2 separate regions of the Homo sapiens genome follow, and region 2 is linked to region 1. The links are chromatin contacts, found by Hi-C or POLR2A ChIA-PET in ENCODE. All regions are on one chromosome and are shown on one strand. Each heading gives the region's core, a stretch centred on a gene start or an enhancer-like site at or near the end of the contact. The rest is flanking DNA. Distances are from core to core; before and after follow the strand shown. Region 1 overlaps SPATS2 (spermatogenesis associated serine rich 2). Region 2 overlaps KCNH3 (potassium voltage-gated channel subfamily H member 3).

What was found. A loop is a pair of places that touch in the nucleus more often than their neighbours do. ChIA-PET counts read pairs that join two places held with the same protein, here RNA polymerase II (POLR2A). Pooled maps may share reads with other maps.
Region 2: a loop to region 1 is called in a map of endothelial cell of hepatic sinusoid, with 10 times the contacts of the local background. The contact joins two enhancer-like sites. A Hi-C loop is called at or near these places in 6 of 168 maps with a recorded cell type or tissue (PC-3, PC-9, breast epithelium and 3 more), 1 of 37 single-sample maps with no recorded cell type and 12 of 50 pooled maps. POLR2A ChIA-PET finds 5 or more read pairs at or near these places in 14 of 52 experiments (A549, A673, AG04450 and 11 more).

Annotation. Positions count from the first base shown.
Region 1 is chr12:49,514,132-49,517,382 of GRCh38, forward strand. SPATS2 (spermatogenesis associated serine rich 2) reads left to right here. Exons shown (of 14, transcript NM_023071.4): 10 at 424-482. Among named protein-coding and RNA genes, the nearest start is that of KCNH3, 23 kb to the right of the region's middle. Within about 2 kb of position 1,305, at least 3 of the 41 ENCODE cell types and tissues checked have a DNase peak (open chromatin) inside an H3K27ac peak, as active enhancers do.
Region 2 is chr12:49,556,586-49,560,098 of GRCh38, forward strand. KCNH3 (potassium voltage-gated channel subfamily H member 3) reads left to right here. Exons shown (of 15, transcript NM_012284.3): 14 at 598-674; 15 at 769-1,752. The coding sequence ends at 1,368. MCRS1 (microspherule protein 1) reads right to left here. Exons shown (of 15, transcript NM_006337.5): 10 at 3,354-3,382; 11 at 3,144-3,236; 12 at 2,868-2,950; 13 at 2,629-2,716; 14 at 2,258-2,385; 15 at 1,714-2,144. The coding sequence ends at 2,058. Among named protein-coding and RNA genes, the nearest start is that of MCRS1, 9.8 kb to the right of the region's middle. Within about 2 kb of position 1,447, at least 2 of the 41 ENCODE cell types and tissues checked have a DNase peak (open chromatin) inside an H3K27ac peak, as active enhancers do.

The sequences.
Region 1 (3,251 bases), core at 55-2,554:
AGGAGACAGCGAGACTCCGTCTCAAAAAAAAAAAAAAAAGTATGTGAGTACATACATGGTTAAGTAAGTAATTTCCACACGGACTTTTGCTTTAGCACAGCTTACTAAAAAATGTGTTTTGTAGCTTGCTACTGCCATCTGCTGGTTCTCAACTCTTAGACGTCTACAATTGGTGTACTGCTGCAATGTACCAATATTGCAATATAAAAGGGAATTGGGTCTATTTATTTTATTTATGGGAAAATCTTAAAATATTCTTTGTTGAGAGTAAGACATCAGAATTTGTATGTGATCCATACAATATTATTTTTTAGTATGCTTTTAGCAAACAAACTCACTGGTCTTTCTTTACTATTAATAATGTGCTAATTTTGTATTTGAGTTTCTGATCAAACTTTTTATTCCTTTGTCATCTTTTCCTAGTTTAATGGATCGAGAAGTGGCGTTGCTTGCTGAAATGGACAAAGTGAAAGCTGAAGCAAGTAAGATGATTGATCTTTAATTAAAGCTATTACCTTCATAAATAGTAGGTACCTACTTCCCAACCCTTATAACAAAAGTTCCATATAAATACCATAATAAGAGTTTATATATTTAAATAATCTTAAGCAGTTGCACTGTACTGGCATATGAATCCTTTCAGGTGAAATAACTTTAAAGAGCCTGTTTTAAAAATATTTCCAAATCTTAATATTTTGAATGCAGAGTTCAGTGTATAAGAGACTGCATCACGGTATCTGCCACCAGGTTTTTATTTTATTTTGTTTCTTCCTCTAGTGTTTAAGCAATTCCACTGGGATTTTTTCTACTTGGAAAAAAACCTTTAGCATAATCAGAGAAGACTTCATTAGGTTGCCTACGATTGTATGTGTATACTCCTATCATTACCTATCTCAGAACTTTCTTTGTTTTCTCAGTTTATAGAACAGTCTTCACTCAGTGTCTGTTATCAATGGGTAGGGGAAAAGTTAGAGAATTGAGGGTTCAAGATACCAGGTTTCTTGAAAGCTTACTAAAATAGATTCTGGAGGAATGAAGTCTAACTTTGGTGATTTGTGGGGTTTTGTACAGAAAAAACAGATACCTATTTTTTGATCATTTCTGTTAAGTGTTAGGTTAAACATACACAGCTACACGAAGACAAGGGAATACCAACTGCAACTTGTACAATGGCATTGATTTGAGGCATTTCGGTGGCAGGTTTTATCTTCCTGCATTGAACGCCAGATTAATTATTAGGAAAGTTGTTTATTTTAACCCACCCCCAAACTGGTAAGAATAGAAATGCTGGGCTAGGTCGAGATCATGACTCACAGTTAAATCACTTGTGTGTGTGGTCACGGGCCAGAGGATGCAGCTTTGAAGCACTGAAATGACTTCAGCTTTGGTCCATTTTAACTTGAAAATTTGAGAATGTAGCAGAGATGCCTTCCACTGTTTTTCAGAGGTGAGATTTCATTACATTGAGCAATATATTTTGAGTTTCTAAATTTGACATTTCAGTCCATTATTTTATCTGTATATTCTCTTTTTGAAAATGGAAATGCAGATAAACTAAAACCACTAAGAAGACATATTTCTTAGTTTTGAGAAGAAGGTCCTTTTAGGCCAGGCGTGGTGGCTCACGCATATAATCCCAGCACTTTGGGCGGATCACCTGAGCCCAGGAGTTTGAGACCAGCCTAGGCAACATAGTGAAACCTCGTCTCTACAAAAAATAAGAAATAAGGCTGGGCGCAGTGGCTCATGCCTGTAATTCCAGCACTTTGGGAGGCTGAGGCGGGCAGATCACGAGGTCAGGAGATCGAGGCCATCCTGGCCAACATGATAAAACCCCGTCTCTACTAAAAATACAAAAATTAGCTGGGCATGGTGGCACACGCCTGTAGTCCCAGCTACTCGGGAGGCTGAGGCAGGAGAATCACTTGAACCCAGGGGGCAGAGGTTGCAGTGAGCCGAGATTGCGCCACTGCACTCCAGCCTGGCAACAGAGCAAGACTCCATCTCAAAAAAAAAAAAAAAAAAAAAAAAAAAAATATATATATATATATATATATATATATATATATATATATATAAATCAGGCATGGGGTCATGTGCTACATGTAGTCCTAGTTAGTTGAGAGGCTGAGGTGGAAGGATCACTTGAGCCCAGGAGGTCGAGGCTGCAGTGAGCTGTGATTGCACCACTGTACTCCAGCCTGGGCGATAGAGCAAGACCCTGTCTTGAAATTAAAAAAAAAGAAGGTGCTTTTAAGAATATTAATACATCTTTTATATTAATAGAAAATTTTGGCCGGGTGCAGTGGGTCACGCCTGTAATCCCAGCACTCTGGGAGGCCGAGGCGGGCTGATCACGAGGTCAAGAGATCAAGACCATCCTGGCCAACATGGTGAAACCCTGTCTCTACTAAAAATACAAAAATTAGCTGGGCATGGTGGCATGCGCCTGTAGTCCCAGCTACTCGGGAGGCTGAGGCAGGAGAATCACTTGAACCCAGGGGGCAGAGGTTGCAGTGAGCCGAGATTGCGCCACTGCACTCCAGCCTAGCGACAGAGCAAGACTCCATCTCAAAACTAAAAAAAAAAAAAGAAAAGAAAAGAAAATTTCAGATAGCGAGGCTAATGTAACAAATTCCCATCACTCAGCTTCAACCAATTATCAATTTGTGGCCAATCTTATTTTATCAAATTCAGAGCTCAAAGTTTTACTTAACTTCATCAGTTTTATATCTTTAGCTCTTTTCTCCCTGAAAATCCTGGTTCTCAATGATATTACTCATTTACCAATGCTATCAAGAGTAATTACTCATTTACCAGTGCTATCAAGAGTTGCTTTTTGTTTTTTACATATTATAATTTTATTAAGTAACTGATAGGTTTGTAGTATTTCAATCTTTTCCAGTGTTGTATAATTAGGTCCTATGAGTTATCTGTTACGTGTAGAAAGCTTTTTATTCACCTCATTTTTGCCATTTTGAGAGCTATAATTTTGTCATAGAATCACTGAATGCTAGAGCTGAGAGAAACTGAAGTTGATACAAATGGCAAATAGGTTTTATCTTGGGACCTAAACCAATAGATCATTTGTAACTGTTGGGCTTTGGCGTTAAGAAACTTTTGTAGGCATGCTCCTGACTCCTGAGAAAGTGGGCCCTGATTGATTAGTGTGACTTGGGTCTAGGCAGCCCATGTGTGCATCTCTGTGGCAGTTGGGCTGAGTAAACTTGCTAAATACATCCAGCTCTCTG
Region 2 (3,513 bases), core at 197-2,696, 43 kb after region 1:
CTGGAGGCCGTCTCACCCCACTACCCCTTGGTGTCGTGCGGGCAGGGGAGTTTGGTGGTGAAGACCAGCACTTTAATTTCGACGCAGCCAGGAACTGGGTTTATATCCTTGCTCTGTCAGCTTTCTAGCAGTGTGAATTTGGCTTCTCTGGCCCCAGCTTCCTGTCTGTAAAAAAATGGGTTGATGTTTACGTTATATAATGTAACTGAAAGCCTTAGCCCAATCTCTGGCTAACTGAAGGGATAGAGGGCTGGGGATCCAGGGGTGAAAATGTCTCCAGGCCAGGGAAGTGGACAAGGTAATGAGCTCCTAGGAATGTCCATTTGCCTGGAGGACAGAGCAAGGGACAGGCACAAAGAACAACTTTTTGAGGGGAAGGAGAGCACTAGGCAGTGTGGCTGAGGGCTGCTGGGTGGTGTTTTCCCTGCCCCTGGAAGTTTGGGCAAAATTCAGCACCTTGGGCAAGGCCAGAAGAGATGATCCTAGGAGTCAGGTCCTACCAGGTCAATGTGCTCTAACTGGGGCAAGGCCTAGACCCCCAAATTGCCTATCTCCTCTTACCAGCCCCAGCTGATAACCCCATCCTACTACCCACAGAGAGCGGCCTGCTCACTGTTCCCCATGGGCCCAGCGAGGCAAGGAACACAGACACACTGGACAAGCTTCGGCAGGCGGTGGGTGAGGGGGAAGGTGGAGGTGAGGGGGGCACCAGGGGAAGGCACTCCATGGCTGACTCCATTCTGACCTCGCCTCCTCCCTCCCCCAAAGGTGACAGAGCTGTCAGAGCAGGTGCTGCAGATGCGGGAAGGACTGCAGTCACTTCGCCAGGCTGTGCAGCTTGTCCTGGCGCCCCACAGGGAGGGTCCGTGCCCTCGGGCATCGGGAGAGGGGCCGTGCCCAGCCAGCACCTCCGGGCTTCTGCAGCCTCTGTGTGTGGACACTGGGGCATCCTCCTACTGCCTGCAGCCCCCAGCTGGCTCTGTCTTGAGTGGGACTTGGCCCCACCCTCGTCCGGGGCCTCCTCCCCTCATGGCACCCTGGCCCTGGGGTCCCCCAGCGTCTCAGAGCTCCCCCTGGCCTCGAGCCACAGCTTTCTGGACCTCCACCTCAGACTCAGAGCCCCCTGCCTCAGGAGACCTCTGCTCTGAGCCCAGCACCCCTGCCTCCCCTCCTCCTTCTGAGGAAGGGGCTAGGACTGGGCCCGCAGAGCCTGTGAGCCAGGCTGAGGCTACCAGCACTGGAGAGCCCCCACCAGGGTCAGGGGGCCTGGCCTTGCCCTGGGACCCCCACAGCCTGGAGATGGTGCTTATTGGCTGCCATGGCTCTGGCACAGTCCAGTGGACCCAGGAAGAAGGCACAGGGGTCTGAGTACCAGCCCTAGAACTCAGCGTTGCCAGGTGTGCTGCCATCTGCTGTTCGGCCCAACCTCAGAGTGAAGGCAGGGTGGCAGCCTCCCCACGGACTCCATGCGGCCCGCTGGCTCAGGGCAGGGAGCCTGGAAGCAAAGGAGGACCTGGCTCCTGACTCTCAGAGAGGATAGGCTGGATCCCTGGGGCAGGCCTCTCCTCGGCCTGCTCCTCTGACCTCCCGGTCTCCCTCTGCAGGCTGGGGGCAGAGGCCTGAGGACAAGGAAGAGCTTTGCCATCCCCTGCATGTGCCCCTGCCTCTACCTGTCCCCAAATTTTTATATTAAAAAAAAAAAATAAAATAAACTACTTTGGAACCTGGTGCTTTTTATTTACAAAAGAAAAACAATAAAAGAAGAGTCTGAGGCTAATCAGCTGGAGACACAGGAGTGAAGGTGGCAATGGGGGGTAGGGTTGTTTTTAGAGAGAGGAAGATGGGGAGGGGCTCTGGATCTAGGGAAGCCTGAGGTTCTCAGCCTCTGCTGGCTTCACAAAGGCCAGCCCTATCCTCCCTCAAAGGCTCAAATCAATGGCCCGCAGCTGAGCCTCCCACTGCCCAGGTTTTTCCAGGAGCCTGAGTTCCCAGCTCAAGGGGGCTGGAGTGGCAGGGGAAACAGGCCGGAGAGGGCCCACGAGTCCTGCCACCACTCCTCACTGTGGTGTGATCTTGGCAGCCTCAGCCCTGATGAGGGCAATGAGGTCCTGGTTGATAAGGAAGACGAATCGCAGGCTGGCGATCTGGGTGGGAGACAAAGGTGGCTTAAGACAGAGGTGGCACCAGGACCAAGTTGGTGTACTGGCTCACCACGCCTAGGTCTCATCCTGGCCTTCCTGCCTCCTCCCCAGCTCACCTCCACCACAGAGTTGTTGCTGAGGCGCCATTTGGAGCCACAGAGCACCGGCCGTCCATCGATGTAGATGGGCCGTCGACCCTCATTGGCAATGAAGAAATCACCGTTGTTCTTCAGCTTGATGACACCTGTGGAAGCAGAAAGAAAGAAGGGATGATGGGATGGGGAGGGATTGATGGGATGGGGAAAGGCCAGAGAGAGCCAGGAGCTTCCATGGACCAGCTCTGCTTCCTGCAGACACCAAGGAATCCCTGCCTCAGGTGGTCCACGAGGGTCCCCATGGACACCAAGCCCAGGGCTAGAAAGGACAGCGAGAGGCTGGGAGGGACGACCTCACACTGCTTCCTGCTGGGGCAGGGGGTGGGGGATACCTTGTTTCCGGGATATCTTCCAGGCCGGACCCTCCAGAGACAGGTCCACATCAATCTGGTTATCCTTGGTTGCTCTGCCCAGGGTGATCTGGGGAAATGGGGCAGGTGAGGGCTGGGACCTGAAGAATTGGGGGAGTAGGTCTATGCAGGCCAGAGAAAGATGGGAAACCAAGGACTACGCAGAGAAAGGCACTGACAGAGGAAGCAGCCTAAGAAGGGCGGGGATGGGCCTGCCTCACCTCACGCGAGCGCATCAGGTACCGCACCATGCGGCCCCGCAGCACTGCCAGTGTCTGGTTGTCGAAGTCCGGAGAGCTCATGCCTGGGAGAAGAGGGAGTTTGGAAGAGCCTACCCCTGAGGGCCAGAATGCAAGGCAGGGAACCAGGGCAAGGTTTATAAGGGAAGGGGGTCGGGGCCTGGGAAACGAGGGTCTCCCCAGCCAGGCAGCAACAGGGGCACAGGCTGGGGCGAAGGATGCTGAAGAGTGAGCCTTCTGGTGCCCAGGCCTCCTCACCTGTGATGCTGTCCACTAGCACCTGCCACTTATGCAGTTCCTGTTCCAGCTGCCGAATCTCTCGCTTCTGGCGCCGGTCAGCCACCATCAGCTCTGGGGTGAGGTGGGGTGGTAAGGAGGGATGCTCTGAGGCCACCAGCACCTTGTACTGGTCCTCTTGATTCTGGCAGGAGCTTCCATCCCCTCACCACCCCATGAGGCCATACTTACCATGTTCCAGGACCTCATCTCGCATGTCCCTGAGGGGCAAGAAGAGAAGGAAGATTTAGGTCCACCTTCAGCTTGCCTGTTACTTGGCTCATTAGGGCATCCCTGAGCCCCTTTAGCCAAGTGGCCTGGAAGGTGGTACATCAGGCCTTGGCCCAGCCTC